Linked DNA regions of Homo sapiens: regions 2 and 3 are each linked to region 1. Evidence: chromatin loops called from intact Hi-C (ENCODE). Cell type or tissue: GM12878. All regions are shown on one strand. Links, peaks and the distances in the headings refer to the core of each region. The heading gives the core; the rest is flanking DNA. Region 1 holds the start of LINC01140 (long intergenic non-protein coding RNA 1140). Region 2 overlaps LOC105378834 (a long non-coding RNA gene). Region 3 overlaps PKN2-AS1 (PKN2 antisense RNA 1).

Region 1 (6,186 bases), core at 640-5,639:
AGCAAGAAGCTGGCCTCTCTGGATCAATCACTCCAGAAGCGCAGAGGAAAGGGGAGCTTGCCTCAGTAAGCAAAAGTCACCATTATCTGATTATCTTTAGGGATTCCCTACTATCTGGATAGCTAGTCATGACTAGAGAAGATTCTGCATGGAGACAATATATCATTTATTTGGCTTTTATTTTTACTGAATTCAGTGCTCATGGAAAGTGGCACATTGACAACGCTGCTTCCTAGCATGACATCACATAAATAAGTTTGAAGATACTGCTTAATAAGAACCCTTTAAAGATAAGAGAAATGGTAGAAAGAATTGAAGGATGCTGTTTCCTTTTTAATATCTGCCATGAATCATAGTCCAGAGAGAAGACAGCCGAGGCATGCAGGGACAAGACACTAGCACAGGGGTCAGGAGATGGGCATTCACAGTGGGTACAGCTCAGATCCCTGCCTTTGCTTTGGCCTGAGGCTGGGCAGACAGGGACATGGAAAGCTATGGGGCTGGTCTGAAGGGTAGGGTGGGGTGGTTAAGCCTTTGCTGGCACATGGCTTTGCAATCTTGTACACTGAATAAATCCATCAGAGCACTGCATCCACTCACCCAATTAGCCTGCACCTCATGAACACCTATTGTGAGGCCAGCACCATGGGGAAACTGAAAGAACCAGATATTCTACCACCATGGAGGAATGACCTCACCCTGGGTAGTAACTCTTCCCTTCTGCTCATCTACCCAAAGGTAAAAGAAAGTGCAAGTTTCCTAGTTTACATTGTGTTTCTTGAGGGAGAAAAGGCTCTTGGTAAAACAATGCCTTATTCCTTTCGTTTGGAAGTTCTTTCTGCAGAATACAGCTCAACTGGGGGTCCCCAAAAGGCCCCTGAATAATTTAAAAAAAAAAAGAGGTGGTGTCAGGCAAGGGCTTTAGGACGTAGAAGGTCACTTTTGGTTGTTGTCCTGTTGATCCAACTGCTTTACTAACTGGAGCTATTGCTCAAGCTGGAGGGTGAGGGAATGGGTGGGGCTGAGGCTGGGAGTTGCTCAGTAGTTGACCCCAAGTGATCTTGTTTGAGGAAAACTCCTGTGATCCCCCATCAGAATATTTTGAAAGTGGAAGAGTCTGCTGGCGGGAAGGGAGAAGAGTGGGAGGAGGAAATAAGCAACAGGCAGCTTCCTTTCTTGACAGATGGAAAATAAAGGGCCTGTGCACAGCTCGGCGAACTGCTCCGTGGACCTCCCAGCGGGGCTGCTTTCTGAGGTGATGGTCTCCTCGCTCCTTAGCCAGCCTGGTGGAGCCAGCTACTGACGTTGGAAAGGAGTTGGAGGATGGAGGTTTGTGGCCGGCAAATGAGAGGTGTCGGGGAGGGAGAAGAGAAAAGCAAGCGGGCTGAGGAAAAATGTAAGGGAGGGAGATGGTTCTTCGATGAAACCTCTGGCCTCTTTTAAACCATAAAGAGGTCTGGCTGGTTTGATTCCAGTCCATAAAATGGCTCAGTAGGATCTTAGGGATTATTTAGCTCAAACCCCTGAGAGGTGAGGAAACTGAGGCCCAGAGGTCCCACTTGCCTTTGGTCATGGGGTGAGTATGTAGCCCAGCAGGGTCCCAGCTCCTGTGAGCTGCGATTCATGGTGTTATCTTTGCTGGGGAGGCCTGAAGTTCCTTTAGCTTGTCCATGTGAAACAGAGGAAGAGCCCACAAGGAACGCATTCATCTCAGAGTTAGGTGACCTTGGCTTTGGGATCTAGTTGCTCATTACTTCCACTTTCCTTGCCAACATCTTTCCTAAGCCTTCCAGATCAGGGCACAGTACCACTCCCTTGCTGCCAGACAGGTGGCCTGTCGTGTGGGCAGGAAGGGGAGTTCAAGGCAAGCAAGGCCCACTGTGAACCCCCTGCTAGAAGTGCTCTCCCCTTCCTTCTTTTGGAGGTGGCAGTTACTAGGCAGCATGACCCAGAGGAGGAGATAAGCTGCCTCTGATAGGAAGGTTTTATCTTTGAGGTTATTGCAAATATGCCTGACTTCTTCATCTGGTTCTGTCCGGATCTGAACTGGTAGCCAGATAAACTGTTGGCGGTCCCATTTCATGTATTTATCAAGTCTAAACAATTGTCAGGAGGCAATTATCCCCCAGGAAGCCAATGGCAGATAAATAGTGTCCCGCAGTCTGGTTCCAGCCATGGAATCTGTAAGTTGTCCCTCCTTGCCCTGTGCAGATTTTCTCCTCTGTCCCTGCTGCCCTAAATTTTAAAGGAGGTTTGATGTTCCAACACGTTTGCTTTGGTGTTCTTTGCCCACAGCCCCAAATAAAATCTAATGGTTTTTATAGGTGGATAAATCCTTTTTAAAGGCTCTTTTGTTATCACCATGGGGTTTGTGAGCACTAAAACTGGATTTTAAGGGATCAGTGAAACCTTAGAATCACGGTTTGCTGTATCTGGAAGGAACCATGACCACTTGGTACAGACCCTTCAAGCGGTAGATGAAGAGGCCAAAGCACGAAGGGATTTGATGGCTTGTGAAGGCAACGTGCTCTTCAGAGTCGGGCAGACGTGCAGCTGAAGCTTGGTCTGGCCACTGATCTGCTGCCCGGCCTTGGGTAAACTCCTGGAGCCCCTATTTCCTTATTGATTACATGGAGATACCAATCCAGACTGCACAGTATTGTGAGAGGTAGTAAAACTGTTTCCCTCTGGTCGAGGTCAAACAGACAACTGGGGGGCAGAGCTAATGCCAGAACCTTAGTATCCTGGCTCCCAGGTCTTTATCCTTTCCATTATTCTGCAGGAGGTCTTCAGGCTACTGTTAAATAAAAAGTAAAGCTTCTACTTCGTTCCACCCAAAATTCTAGTTCAGTGTTTCCCAGACAGAGCACCTCCAGCGGGTCTGAGGCTCAGTTCTATGTGGAGACTCATGTTTATACGATGACAGCATCTATATTTTTTCTGGATGAACTAATAATCGACTGGCCATTGTATTTAGGAAAAACCAGACATCACCTCATGGACGTCTCATTGAAGGGGACCGTCAGTTATTCCATTCATTCTGGCAAATTTTCTTTTTAGCTTTGGTTGCAGCAGGAAGAGAGAGACGTCTGGGGGGCTTTTTGCCTGTTGGAAGGGCATCACTCGTCCACAGCTGGAGCCCCTGGGATGACCCATCCCAAGGTCCCAGCCTAAGTCTGAGGTTCCAGGGCTGGTCGCAGGCCGTCCTTGCAGCCCTCGCCAGAGCGTTGTCTGCACCTCCGACACTAGGTGGCGCCATAGGAACATCCTCGCGGCCCGAGGCGCGGTCGCAGCCGGGGAGCACTCGCCACGGTGCTGTGGAATTCTCTGGTTTTTCACGCAAGGTCAGGCGTCCTGCTGGCGCCCTCTCGCCACCCTGCCCTCCCGTCAGAAGCCCGGCTCCTCGCCGGGGAAGGCCGGATGCTGGCCCGCCGGGACCTGGGACTTGTGCCACATGGAGTGTCGGGAGTCTCCATTGCCGCGAGTTCTACACCACAGGGCCAGGCTGTTTGCTCCCCATCGGTCGCTGCCCCCAGCACCCTGTTGTTATTAAGGACTCATTTGCTTGGAGCGGCATCATTACAAGGGTGTGGGGTACTACATATACTCCCTATTTTTCTATTTTCGAAAGGCTGCAGGCGCGATGCACAGTGCGCTTGCACGGTGGGGCCTAGTGCTAGCCCGAGGAGCGGACGGGGGCCGGGCAGGGGCGGTGGGCGCCGGCCTCGTCTCGGTGCTGCTCGGTCAGGCTGTCCCGGCGCGGCGGCCTCGGGAGGCCCTGCCGTCCTTCACCCCTGGAGGCGGGCTGGGGGGCGGGTGCGGGGCGCTTCCCCTCCTCAGGGCCCTCAAACCGCAAGGGGGTTTCCGCTTCCCAGTCGATGGTCGTCCTCTCCCATCCCCGGCTGCATCTCCATTTACCCGTCGCCCATTTCCTTTGCCCATCCAGGCTCCTTGGCTCCACTGGGGTCTCCGTTCCCTTCTCCCGGTCCCCCCTCCAGGTCGCGGCTCCTTTGTCCAGGACTACGCAGGGGCTTGACCCCAGGGCGCTGGTTTAGGCCGGATCTGGGGTCCCTTGTCACTCCCAGGCTTCTTCCACTTCCGAATTCTGGAGAACCGGGAATCAAGCCCTGCGCGTTCCTCTTCTTCCTCCTTCGTGCCGAAAGCACGCTTCATGTCTGCCAGGGCATCAGTTCTGAAAGTGAGCGGAGAACAAGGAGTTTCTTTTTCTTCCCCAGAAGTTGCCTTTTGTAAGGACTATGTCTGCGCCAGGGCTTGATACATGTTGCTACTCCTGGGAGTGTGAGACTGGGAAGCTGATGGAAATGTCAGCATTAGCTTTAATGGTGAGGCCAAAGGGAGGATGGACCCAGCATCAAGCCTGGGTAGAGGAGAACGGGAGAGGGAGGACCAGAACCAGGGGCCGCCTGTTCACTGCCTTGAGGTGTCTGAATCCTGCCTTTGCTGTTTGTGAGCTCTAGCACTATGGGTAAGTTGGTTAACTTTTTGAGCCTCAGTTTCCTGTTCTGTCAAGTGGGAATACAACTTCCTAGCTCACAGAGTTGTGGTGAGGATTATGAACTATTATGCATCTACAGTGTCCTCCTGGCAAGTGAAAAGGCTCAGTAAAGGGTAACTGTTATCATGGTCCAGTCTAAACTTCCGTGCTAGCCCTTCACCAAATTGATCTTACAGAAATCAAAAGGTTCCTGCTTTTCCCACCTTGTTTGGAATTAGAAAAAACTTCCCCTGCACTATTAGTGTTTTATAGGCCTCTTCTCTCCAAGACAGAAAGGAGGAGAGGGTAACGGGGCTTATTTTCTTCTCCCAGGACTCTTGAAGAAGGATTCAGGATGTGGCTGTGCCGCTGGGGATAAACGGTGTAACACTGGGGCAGGTCAGTTTCCTTGTTGGTACGATGGGACTCTTACACAGGCCCCTTCCTTTCCAGCACCAGATACTGCTACACCATCTCATCGGCATGGACCTATATGTGGCAGCAAGTCCATCTCATCGCTTTTGGTGAAAGTCAGTCCAGTTTGTAAAGATTCTCATTGTGAGTATGGCTAAACCATCCCTTTGACTAAAAACCAAACCAGATACTCCTTTACCTATCAATACCTCCTGCTGCTAAAAAGCAGCAGCTAAAAAGCAGCAGGAGGTATTGATAAGGGAAGTCCTATCTAAATTCCTGGTTTAGAGAATGACTATCCTCATTTTATGAGTTAAACATTACCCCCAATTAACACCTCTGAAAAACCCTCCCAACATGTTTATCTCATTAATATCACGGGGTTGGCAGGTCACTGTAGACGAGGAACTGGGACACCAAAAGGAGAAACTCTGGCCACGCTTGCACCCTGTTCCCAATCCTGGTCCAGTGTCACCCACAGATGGTAAGGAGCTCTAGAGACCTCACCAGCCCCTGGGATTGGTCACCTCACTCTTCTATGGACAGAGATTCCTGCTGGGATCCTTTGAGGGCAAGCAGACCCTTCTTCCAGCTCGGACTGTGAACTCCACTGCAGCCGTAAGGACTGTCTGTGACAGTGAGCCCGAGATGACTGGGCTCTGTGCTCCCTCCCGGCCCTCCAATCCTTGGCCTGCCACAGAGAACTGAGCTCTTTTATTAGCACCATGAATGTGACTGATACAGCTAGCCATTCCCTTGTGCGAATGACTCAGTTTATTAATGCTCTGCTAAAGATGGCTTCTTTGCTTGCCAGCAGCCTTAAACAGTATTTCATTAAAACTGGCTTAATTATTTTGAGAAGACGGCCCAATTAAAAGCTATACACTCCCTCTATGTGAGTGTTTATACATAGAGCTGTATATATAATACATATTTGTAAGTGTGTATATATATATGTGTGTATGTATGTGTCTATAAATATATAGGCTTAGCAATTTCATTACATGGGATAAATTGTTGGAAAAAATACCCAGGAGCTGGTCCCCTTTCTGTTGCTAGATTCAGAGTAGAGGCCACCCCTCCACTCTGGGAGAGGCTGGTGTTGGTGATCTCTCAATGACTCTGCAATGGAAGTCCCAACTGCACAGAGCCCTGCCCCAGTTTCAGGAGCCAGCAGCCTCGGAGAGGCGGATCCTGACCTCTGCTCTGCTCTTGGGATAGCCTTTCCCTTCCCAGCAGGGTTGAGATACTTGGGCCGGGAAATGTTGTGGCAAAGT
Region 2 (6,186 bases), core at 583-5,582, 320 kb after region 1:
AAGACAAATGAATTTTTTTCTACATGCCTGGAAATAATGTCAGATGATTATAGATTTCAAACTTCATGAAAAATTGAAATTTCACCCTTTTGTAGGGGGAATGTTTTGTTAATCTAGCATACACAGCCTACGTTTTCTATTCTTATTATTTTTAATAAAATTTTTTTCTTTTCTTTTTTTTCACAGGCAAGGTCTTTGTTGCTCAGGATGGAACGTAGTGGTGCCATAGCTCACTGTAACCTTGAATTTCTGGGCTACTGGCATACACCACCATGCTTGGCTAATTGTTTCTTATTTTTTGTAGTGACAGGGTCTTACTATGTTGCCCAGGCTGGTCTCAAATTCCTGACCTCGAGTGATTCTCCCACCTTAGCCTCCCAAAGTGTTAGGATTACAGGCATGAGCCACTTTGCCCAGTCTCCTTTTTTTTTTTTTTTTTTTTTTTTTGAGATGGAGTCTTGTTCTGCAGCCTAGGCTGGAACACGGTGGTGTCATCTCGGCTCACTGCAGCCTCCCGGGTTCAAGCGATTCTCCTGCTTCAACCCCCAGGTAACTGGGTCTACAGGCACCTACCACCACCCAGCTAATTTTTTGTTTGTTTGTTTTTGTTTTTGAGTCGAAGTCTCACTGTGTCACCCAGGCTGGAGTGCAATGGTTCAGTCTTGGCTCTCTGCTTCCTCCACTTCCCGGGCTCAAGCAATTCTCTTGCCTCAGCCTCCTGAGTAGCTGGGACCACAGGCACCAGCCACCACACCTGGCTAACTTTTGTATTTTGAGTAGAGATGGGGTTTCACCATGTTGGCCAGGCTGGTCTTGAACTCCTGACCTTGTGATACAACCGCCTTGGCTTCCCAAAGTGCTGGGATTACAGGCTTAAGCCACCATGCCCGGCCCACCAGCCTACTTTTAATGGTAATTTTGAAAATGACAGTTGACCTGGTAGCCTTTGGGGATGTTTGTGTTCCTCCTCCCAGCAGATTGCCTTCCTTGGGCAACAGGCACTGCTCCTCTCTCATGTGTCAGAAAATCAGTGTGAAACTAGCTATCAAAGCGTACAACCGTCTATCACGTTGACCATCACATTATTCTTTGTGACTTGGGAGAACTCCCCTGTTTTCTCAAATCTCTATCTGCTGAGAATTAGGAACCATTTCTATACAATAAAGAACTATTGCTCACCAGAAAGTATATTCTACTTTCTTGTGGAAGAAAACTTATGACATTGAACTTGACAAAAAGGCATTTTCACAAGCTCAAATAAAACCAGTTTTCTCCATCTCCCCTCCCGCCTCTGTTGGCTCAAGTAATGAGCAACTGAAGGATACCACACTGCAAAGGAGATGTTGGGCTTCAGGCTGAAGCAAATCTGGGCTAACCAGAGTTAATCAAATTCTTTATAAATAAAATGAATTGTGCCACGCTAACTTAGATGTTTCAGAGAAACACTAACATATTTTTTTTAACTGATTTCTTGAATTTTTAAAAAAACTACTGCTCCTTTCCTTTGGGTAAGTGAGGAGGCAATAGGGTCTTGAGAATCACCAGGACAGCCAGACTCTGTTAGTTTACTTTCAGGTGAATACATTAGGTTCTGGGTAGATAGGCAGAGCTACTATACACTGCGCCTAAAACATCACAATGGAGAGGTGTATGTGTGTTTGTTGCGGGTGGAGGGGCCTGGTCCTGAGATTTATCAAGCCTGCCTTATGGGTACTGACTTGACTGGTTCATCTACTTTAGGGACGATGAGAATATACTCCCCTGCCCCAAATTATATTTTATCCAGGTGCCATGGTGTCTGACACTCCATCTGTAATGGTTCATTCCTTTGGCTTTCTTTCCTGCTTTTAAAATGAACATTCTCTTGGTTTGTGCAAAACACTAAACTACTTTACAAAGGCAGATACGCTAATGTAGGAAACTGCTTTGTTTTCCTTTGGTTGAAAAGGACTAGTGGAGCTGCAGGAAGCTTGGAAGTTCATCAGTGGGAATGGAGGGAGGCTGCCAAGAAGGTGAGGGGAAGGGGAAGGGCCACAGACACAGATTTTGTCTACTTGGGAATTTTGAATGGGATTGACCCTACCACTCAGTAATAGTTAAAAATGAAACAAAACAAAAAACAAGGGTTTTGAGTGTTGTTTGAATCCAAGTGTACTATTTCAATAGTGGAACTGAGCAAGACTTATAAAGCTGGCATAGGGAAGGGTGATTAGGATTGCAAACATAAGCATGAGGTGTAAATCATGACATTTATTTTGGCATGGAAGCCAGATCATTGTTTGAGGAACACCTTTTGAAACCCAAATGTAGAGGGCAGAAAATGGTGTTGGCTTTTTACACTATTTCTCTCTTTTTGAGGTAAGTCAGAGAGTTGAGTTATGAAGCATTAAAAGATCATTTTTTTCCCACATTCAATTTTCTTCTTTGCACTTAGGGAAAACCTTTTAGGCCAAAGACCATCTGAAGTGGCCCTGGTTCCTCCATGTTTAACTCACTGGCCCCTAATTTCTGCTGGACCTTCATTTCAGTCGACTGTGTTTCAGGAGGTAAGTGATTCTGGTGACCTCACTGTAGGGAGACAGGAGCCTCTGGCAAGTTACCAAACTGCTGGCCTATTCTACATGAGCCAGGCTCTTTGCTTTGGCAGAGGAAAGCAGTGCTGTTTTAGGTCAACAGTCAAATGTGTCCCGGAAGTTGTTAAGTGCGTGGGGCATTCTAACCACTGCTGCTGGTGGAGAGACCTGGCTGTCGCCTGCATCTCACTTTCAGAATGTGGCCCTGATTAAGCTCCGCAGGTAGAGTTCTGGTTTCTAAGAAGGGTACAAGGCCTGAGGACATGCTGGTATTTCTTCCTCATGCTGCTGCTGAGGACACAGAGAAGGGTGTTCTGGCCAAATTAGCCAGTTATTGGTTCCCCAAATAACTTTGGTTTTAGACACCTGACTTGACTCTGTGAGTGAGTGGGAGGCTGTTTTCTCTGACTGGTTTTGCATCTTGGCTTTCATGTCTCTACATGAACATTCAGCCCACAAATTTCTGTTATCTAATCAGGCGCATCAGTCCGTGATGGAGATGAGAGGGGAGGAACACCCCTTTGACTCAGATTTTGCACAAACAAAATTCAGTCTTGTTAGCAATGGCAGGAAGAGTAGCCACGGCTGCTCAGATCAGATCTTTCCCTGACAATCTGCAGGGCAGTGCAAGTGGGTGAAGAGTTTTTATGGCAAGATAAGCAATGCAAGGGCCCCAACTTGGTATACTAAATAAAATTAAAATGTCAATATTTACACATGACCTTCAAGGCTCTTCCACTCTTGCTTTCTTAGTATTCAGTACAGACTGCATTTTCTTTAGTCCGTTACCAACAGCTTGGAAATTCAGTTAGAGGACATAACCCAAATGTTCTCCAAATGTTGCTTCCAAATGGTCATCTTGAAAAGTGCTGTTTTAAGGCATGCAACCTTTCTGCACCGAGAGAGGGCTGTCGCTCTGCCTACCCAACTGTAGGGGAATTATCCAAAGATTAAAACCACTGATGATAAAGATAGTGCCACACAGCATATTTTAATTTGTTGATAATGAAAGCACAAGAGGCCTTTTTACAGGCTTCTTGAAGCCTTACTATTGTGTGTTGCACATTCAACCCCAGCTTGTGTGCTGACACAAACAAATAAACGTGATCATAACGGTTGAAATGTAGTTAGAAACACAATTGAGAACATCTGTATTGTAAGCAGAAATACATTAGAAATACTGAAGTGTTTTGTAGCTGTGAAAATGAAGGAATAAAAAAATAACCCACAGTACCTGGATTAAGCAGTTATAAATAATGTATAAAGCAAAAATCTCATTACCCCCTGTGTAAACTCCCCCCCAATGAAATATATTTTATGAATGTAGTAACACTGTAATAACCAAAGCATTTGTTTTTCCCCACAAACTTTCCATTTCATAACTGTGAGATTGTTTGGATTTACAGATTCGGGCCACAACACCCCTGAGTTTACCGGTTTTGGTTTCTTCCTTGTGACCTTCGGCTCCAGGATGCAGCACAGCTCCTCACTGCACTATTTATCAGAATGTTGCTCTGCATGCTTGAAAGTTTCCCCAAACAGAGGTACATAAAAACAAACAGAGGCGAAACACAAATCCCATCAGCCCTGGAGGAAAAGGCCCTGAAGCTCTTCCAGTGCAGAGGCCACGCAGAGGACAGGCTCCTACCTGTGCACATCAGCCACGCCTGGGGCGCCTCCTGGAGTCCAGGCTGCTGGCAATGGAATTCATCATGTTGCTGATGTCACTGTAAGTTAAGTCGCAGCTGCCAGCTGAGCTATGGGACAGTTTGAGGGATGGCCAGAAGGTTTCTCCTGGATGCCATCTTCAGCATACCTAGGAACCAGAGAAAATGCAATTCTTCGCATGCCCATCTCACTCCTGCAGCCTGGGGTCCCTCTTCAGTTTATTTTTTTATTTTTTTATTTTTTTATCATAAGCACATAGTCAGGCTCTGGGACATCATGGAACCCAGCAGCCTGCTGAAAGGTGAAGCACAAGTCTAAAGTCCTGTTAGTTATGAAATCCAGCTCTCCTGGATTAGGCAAGGGGAAAACCACATCTTTAAGATACACTAGGGCAAGAAGTAAAGTATGGAGAGCTGGCTCAACGAAATTTTGTGTATAATAGGAGCCGTCCTATGACTAATTGTCACCTGTCTCAGAGACCTCATGATTATTTCTGAGCTTTAACCAATGAATTAATGTGGGTTCTACCTGGCTCTTCTAACGTCTTTGGAATGGTTCCTCAGGGAACCACAGCTATCCATAGAGATAACAACCTGAATACAAGCCCATCGCCCGATCAGATGCTGCTCTTACTTGCATGACTTGGTTCTATTCTTGCCCAGTCCCACTGGGATAGCAGTGGTAGCTAAACAGCTAAGCAGAGTGACCTCATTAGATTCTCCTCTAGTATAAAGTCACATGTTAACTCATTTTTGGACTCATAGTCAGAAACTTGTAATTTTTCCTCATTTTGGTATGCAGCTATTGCACAGTGGGGGAAATATGAGTCAAAAGACTTGCTCTTATATTCCATCTTCCCCCTCATTGCCTGGGTGTCTTTGGACCAGTTAATCTTTGAGCCTCAGTTATCTAGAAAATGGGGACACTGCTACTTTATATATTTTTTTTTAGTGGGACCTAGATAAGGTAATATAAATAAAGGGGCTTTATTTATATATTGAATGGCATGATGTTAGGATTACCAAAAGGAAATAGCTATTCTACTTACATTACAATGTGGTTTGAGGATCAAATTCAATAAAATATGTGAAGAGGGCTTTGAAAACTAGAAAGAGCTAAGCAATGCAAAATGCGTCGCTGCACTTGAATGTAATGGCTGGTGTCATGTCAGCTGGATTAACTGTGGTCACTAGTTCTCATATATCCATTTGCTAGAGTAGCTGAGTCCTCTGGACTACGAAAAAGGGCACAGAAGCTACAGATACGAGATCTGGTACTATCTTTATCACTACCTTTTTATTGTGAGCACCTCAATCATTTTGAGATATTTGTCTCATTTCTTTTACTTTGAATATGCAAAAACAACAGTCACCTCCTAATATGGCTGTTGGGAAAACACAACTGAAATGGATTCAGAAAATAGCTTTTAAGGACAAAGTTATGTGAAGGACATAAATTGTGCATGAAGTCTTTCAGCAATGAATAGGCACATCTCCACATACCCCAGGATCTTAAGCTGATAATGTAACAACAAGAACCTATTGAATCAGGACAAGGTGATGGTTCTGCTCCTGTGGCAATCTAGGTCTCAGAATCTGGTATGCAGGCAGGGTGTAGAGAGCAGATTGCATTTTCAGGAGAAAGGTTAAGCTTGAATGTTTTGGACAGGAGGTGGTTAGATGCATTTTTAAAAAGTCCTTGAATTTACCTGATGATTTTTGTGTCCTTGTGATGGTTGTAGCCCATTCCAGGATATGAATAAATTTAGCAACACAAAGGAGGTCATTTAAAAATCTTTCCCTCAGATGCTCCACTTCCTCTTCCTTCTAGCTTTCTCCTCTTCTTCACTAATTTGGCAACCTGCAAGGCTGCCCTTTTGATCACTGGCAGTTTAGAATAGTGATAAGTGGTTTTGGAAAATGTTATTGAAACTTTTATAGGAGAG
Region 3 (6,186 bases), core at 737-5,736, 1.5 Mb after region 1:
ATATGGCTTTTAATATGTTGAGGTATGTTGCTTCTATACCCATATTGTTAAAATATCCATGCTACCTAAAGCAATCTACAGATTCAGTGCAACCCCTATCAAAATATCAATGACATTCTTTAACAAAATAGAAAAAGCAATCCTAAAATTTATGTGGAACCACAGAAGACCCAGAATAGCCAAAGCTATCCTAAGCAAAAAGAAAAAAAACTGGGAATCACGTTACCTGACTTCAAATTACACTACAGAGCTATGGTAACTAAAACAGCATGGTACTGGCATAAAAAGTGACACATAGAGCAAGAGAACAGAATAAAGAACCAAAAGTAAATCCACACATCTACAGTGAACTCATTTTTGAAAAAGTTTCCAGGAACGTACACTAGGGATAGGATATTCTCTTCAATAAATACTGCTGGGAAAACTGAATATCCATATGCAGAAGAATGAAACTTGACCTCTATCTCTCATCATATATAAAAATCAAATCTAAATTGATTAAAGACATAAATCTGAGACCTCAAACTATGAAACTACTACAAGAAAACACTGGGGAGGCCAGCAGCAGTGGTTCACGCCTGTAACCCCAGCAATTTGGGAGGCCAAGGTGGGCAGATCACCTAAGGTCAGTAAGGAGTTCGAGACCCACCTGGCCAACATGGTGAAACCTCATCTCTACTAAAAATACAAAAATTAGCCAGGCGTGGTGGGGATGCCTGTAATCCCAGCTACTCAGGAGGCTGAAGCAGGGGAATCGCTTGAATCCAGGAGGTGGAGGTTGCAATGAGCCGAGATCGAGCCATTGCACTCCAGCCTGGGTGACAGAGCAAGACTCCATCTCAAAGAAAAAAAAAAAGAAAAGAAAAGAAAAAGAAAATGTTAGAGAAACTCTCTAGGACATTACAGTGGGCAAAGATTTCTTTACCCCACAAGCACAGGCAACCAAAGCAAAAATGAACAAATGGGATCACACCAAGTTAGAATGCTTCTGCACAACAAAGGCAACAATCAGCAAAGTGAAAAGACAACCCACAGAATGGGAAAAAATATTTGCAAACTACTCATCTGACAAGGGATTAATAACCAGAGTATGTAAGGAGCTCATACAACTCTATAAGAAAAAAATTTCATAATTCAATTAAAAAATTGGCACAGGATATGAATAGGCATTTCTCAAAAGAAGACATAAAAATGGCAAACAGGTTTGTGAAAAGGTGATCAATGTCATTGATCATCAGAGAAATGCAAATCAAAACTACAATGAGATAACATTTCACCTCAGTTAAAATTGTATAGATTCAAAAGTCAAGCAATAATGAATGCTGGCAAGGATATGAAAAAAAGAGAACCCCTGTACACTATTGTTGGGAATGTAAATTAATACAACCACTATAACAAACAGTTTGGAGGTTCCTCAGAAAACTGAAAATAAGCTACCTTATAATCCAGCAGTACCACTGCTAGGTATATACCCAAAAGAAAGAAAATCAGTATATCAAAAAGATATCTGCACTCCCACATTTACTGCAGCACTATTCACAACAGCCAAGATTTAGAAGCAACCTAATTGTCCATCAATAAATAAGTGGACAAAGAAAACATGATATATATACACAATGGAATACTATTCAGCCATGAAAAAGAATGAGATCCTGTCATTTGCAACAACATGGATAGAACTGAAGATCATTATGTTAAGTGAAATAAGCACTTAAGTGGAGATGGTTAATGGGTACAAAAATAGAAAGAATTAATAAGAACTAGTATTTGATAGCACAATAGGATGACTGTTGTCAATAAAATTTAATTATACATTTTAAAATAACTAAAAAAGTCTAATTGGATTGTTGTTAACACAAAGGATAAATGCTTAAGGTGATGGATAACTCGTTTACTCTGATGTGATTATAACACATTGCATGCCTGTATCAAAATGTCTCATGTACCTTATAAATATATATACCTACTATGTATCCACGAAAATCAAAAATTATAAAAGATAATAGATGTAAATATACTTTATAAAATATGAGGTACTCTACAACAAAAGGCCTTATTATTGTCAACTGTGTCATGTTGTTAATTAGATTGTCAGTTTCACCACCCAAGCAAAACAGTAAATGCATAATTCATATTTTGACCAAATAAATAAATAAAACAAGCTCATTATGACATCTTTAAAATACATTCTCCGAACTCCAACTGCAATTGCAAGTTCTCTAATTTTAAAATCAGGTGCTCCTTCAAGCTGATTAAAACACAATAAAATATATCTAAGTATTTTAGCCACACCCTTGCATTATGTATGCTTTACATACAATGTCATGTTATGTCATTCCATTGTATCATAATTTGGGGACAAAAGCTGTAAAGTATATCTATATAAAATCAGTTCATCTTCTTCACACAAATGACCATTTTCAGAAGGATTCCATTTTTTTCATAATTAAGAAACAGAAAACTCTAAGATACTTTTGACACATACAAAAGTAATACAAACAATAGAGGGAACACTAAAATTAGGCAGCCTATGGTCTATCAACCAAAAAAGGAGCATGGAGCAACTTAAATAATAATAGTAATAATAATGTCAACTCTTTACTGAGCATATATCATGAGCCAGACATTTGTGTTAAATGGTTTGCTTGTATTACCTCTCTGATTCTTCACAACCATCCTATCAGGAAGGTATTTAATTATCAGCCCAATTTTATAAATAATGAAGTCCCCAAAAAAGGAGTTAAGTAAGTTGCCAGGGTCATGAAGCTGATAAGTAACAAAGGAATTATTAGAATTCAAGTCTGCCAGACTGCAGAGCCCATGGACTCACTTACACTTACTTGGTTGCCACCATTTATTGTAAGAAACACCATCTCCAGGTACCAACCCTAAATACACATGACTTAATCTAGATATGCATAGTTTATTTGTCACCAAATTAATATTATATGTGGAAAAATCTCATTTTCTTTCAAGTTCCGTTGACTCAGTTATTCAGAATACATATAGATAGGTCATTTATAACCACTTAACTCTCTCTAGGTTAAGTGTATAGAACTACTATTCTAGAATCTAGCAGGAAGTTTTTAAAGCTAAAAATGTATAAATTCTTCTAATGGGGAAAAATGGTATTTGAGTATTTTTCATGTGACAGATGCTTCACATACTTTATCTCACTTAATTCTCAAACACAGTAAAGTAGGTATTAATACCTCAATTTGCTTATGATTAAGCTGAAGTCCAAGCCCAGGATCACACTATAAGAGGCAGAACGATCATTTGAACCCACACCCTAAATAGGCTCCAAAACCCACTCCCTAACTAGGCCACCCTGCTTAAACTAAGAGTGAAATGTGGGAAAATAGACAAATACAGCAAGATTATATGTGCTTGACATATGCTAATACCAATGCAATGTACAACACAGACAAGAGAAACACAGATAGTAGAATTTCAAGATCAATGGAAAAGATGGATACCTTTCTTGGTGCTTCTTTCTTAGCCCTTCAAAAAATACCTCACAATACTAAACTAGGGGCAAAGGGGCCTCGTAAAACCAGTGAAAAGGGTTCTTTGTTCTTCAGTTGCTCGTGCAATGGTATGAGTCACTATTTCCTTTTGAAATGCAGGAAATATCCCCATCTTGTGGGATTTTAGGGTATTGCTGTAACAGACCACTTTGACCATATTACATTTTTGCAACCATAGGCTTTATTGCTTAATAGAAAAGTCCATTATATATATGTTCTAGTTGTTTCAAAGCCAGATAACAAACGATTTACATTATACAAATGTGGAGATGTTCCATCACATTTGCATTTCTGAAAAAGAAGAGAATTTCATCCTACCGCACCCCTATATGCAACATATTTCTTAAGGACAAGAACCTATGCATGAACCAGGTAGTGTTGGTTAATACTGAGTGTCAACTTGATTGGATTGAAGGATGCAAAGTACCAATCCTGGGTGTGTCTGTGAGGGTATTGCCAAAGGAGATTAACATTTGAGTCAGTGAGCTGGGAAAGGCAGACCCACCCTTAATCTGGGTGGGCACAATCTAATAAGCTGCCAGCAAATATAAAGCAGGCAGAAAAATGTGAAAAGGCAAGATTGTCCTAGCTTCCCAGTCTACATCTTTCTCCCGTGCTGGATGCTTCCTGCCCTTGAACATCAGACTCCAAGTTCTTCAGATTTGGAACTCGGACTGGTTTCATTGCTCCTCAGCTTGCAGATGGCTTATTGTGGGATTGTAGAACCTTGTGATTATGTGAGTTAACACTACTTAATAAACTCCCCTTTATATATATATATATATATATATATATATATATATATATATATATATGAATTTATAATAGGACAGTAGATAAGACTATAAGGAGACTATAAGGAGATAAGATATAAGGATATATATATATCCATATATATATCCATATCCATATATATATTTATATATTTTTATCCTATTAGTTCTGTCCCTCTAGAGGACCCTGACCAATACAGGTTTTGGTACCAGCAGTGGTTCTAGAGGAACAGAATATTAAGGATGGAGTTCTTTAGATGGTTTTGGGGTTTCTGGAGTTGGCTGCTTAATATGATTACACCCAAAAACACTAAGGACTCTGCTTCTAATGGAGAACACTGATAGCCCTTGGAATGAACTGTTCAGAGAGTTATGCAAAATAAATGCATTTGACACTCCTGATTCACTGCTTGTGAGAGGAAAGGAGTTTAGTGACTCTATACATAATACCTTTGACCATATGTGGAGAACCAAGGAACATAATGAAGCTGGTTTGTTATTCCTAAGTTCACTGGATAAAGTGATTAAAGAAAATTATGAACTCAGAGATTCAGGGATTCTAACCCCCAACTTCAGAAGCAGATACTGAGCCTCAAATCTTCTAAGATTGTCCTGAGTCAGAGTCTTATCTCCTGTAGAGAAAGAGCTGAAATTGTGGAAAATCAGACACAAGCTCTTATCATGTGAGTGGCTGACCTGCAATGAAAGGTGCATGCACGGCCTCACCAGGTGTCTACTGTTAAAGTAAGGGTATTGATTGGAAAAGAATGGGACCCTGCTACTTAGAATGGGGATATGTGGGAGGACCCTGATGAAGCTGGGGACACTGAGCTTGTAAACTCTGATGAACCTTTCTTGCTAGAAGAAACAGCTTCCTCATCCCCAGTAGTGGCAAAATCCCCTCCTCAATCCATGCTGCCTTCAGCCTTTCCACCTTTGTTTGAGGAGATAAACTCTCTTCTGCCTGAGGCAATAGTGATGGCCTCCCCTGAGGCAGTTGCCAGTCAAGATAATGTTGATTCTCCTCAGAAGCCACCCCCAATACTCCTATTTGCTTCTAGACCTATAACTAGACTAAAGTCCTGGCAGGCCCCTAGAGGTGAGGTTGAGAGTGTGACCCATGAGGAGGTGCGCTACACTCAAAAAGAACTGCTTGGTTTTTCTAATTTATATAAATAGAAATCTGGAGAGCAGGCATGGGAATGGATATTAAAGGTGTGGGATAGTGGTAAAAGGAACATAGAGTAGGATCAGGCTGAATGTATTGATTTGGGCCCACTAAGTAGGGATTCTGCATTTAATGTTGCAGCTCAGGGAGTTAAAAAAAAAGTTCTAATAGCTTATTTGCTTGGTTAGCTGAAATATGGATTAAAAGATGGCCCACTAGCCAGGCGCGGTGGCTCAGGCCTGTAATCCCAGCACTTTGGGAGGCCAAGGTGGGCTGATCACGAGGTCAGGAGATCGAGACCATCCTGGCTAACGTGGTGAAACCGTGTCTCTACTAAAAATACAAAAAGTTAGCCAGGCGTGGTGGTGGGCGCCTGTAGTCCCAGCTACTCTGGAGGCTGAGGCAGGAGAATGGCATGAACCTGGGAGGCAGAGCTTGCAGTGAGCCGAGATGGTGCCCCGGCACTCTAGCCTGGGCAACAGAGTGAGACTCTTTCTCAAAAAAAAAAAAATGGCCCACTGTGAGCAAGCTGGAAATGCCTGATCTCCCATGGGTTAATGTAGAAGAAGGGATTCAAAGGCTTAGGGAGATTGGGATGGTGGAGTGGATTAGTCACTTTAGACCTACTCATCCCAGATGGGAAGGTCCAGAAGATATATCCTTGACCAATGCTTTGTGAAATAGATCTGTGAGGGCAGCACCTACATTTTTTAAA

What was found. Hi-C counts contacts between places; a loop is a spot of excess contacts. Peaks named below come from ENCODE experiments on the same cell type or tissue, not always from the same donor. Only the 100,000 strongest peaks of a DNase experiment are listed, where the experiment ranks them.
Region 2: a loop joins it to region 1, with 4 times the contacts of the local background. A loop is called at or near these places in 2 of 110 quality-filtered maps.
Region 3: it touches region 1 in a loop (4-fold over the local background); 11 of 110 quality-filtered maps call a loop at or near these places.

What each region holds. Positions count from the first base shown.
Region 1 is chr1:87,128,666-87,134,851 of GRCh38, forward strand. It overlaps LINC01140 (long intergenic non-protein coding RNA 1140), which reads left to right and starts at 1,100. Exons shown (of 3, transcript NR_026989.1): 1 at 1,100-1,329; 2 at 4,949-5,053. In GM12878, for the core only: a CTCF peak has its summit at 3,252 (motif pointing right); no DNase peak of the experiment used is centred there; H3K4me3 peaks cover 577 bases.
Region 2 is chr1:87,446,800-87,452,985 of GRCh38, forward strand. LOC105378834 (a long non-coding RNA gene) reads left to right here. Exons shown (of 4, transcript XR_947565.3): 3 at 2,435-2,546; 4 at 3,980-6,186. Among named protein-coding and RNA genes, the nearest start is that of LINC01364, 78 kb to the left of the region's middle. RefSeq lists an enhancer at 2,794-3,173. In GM12878, for the core only: no CTCF peak of the experiment used is centred there; DNase peaks (open chromatin) are centred at 2,802 and 4,042; H3K4me3 peaks cover 644 bases; H3K27ac peaks cover 2,505 bases.
Region 3 is chr1:88,591,928-88,598,113 of GRCh38, forward strand. All of the region lies in intron 1 of PKN2-AS1 (PKN2 antisense RNA 1), which reads right to left. Among named protein-coding and RNA genes, the nearest start is that of PKN2, 89 kb to the right of the region's middle. In GM12878, for the core only: a CTCF peak has its summit at 3,653; a DNase peak (open chromatin) is centred at 3,634.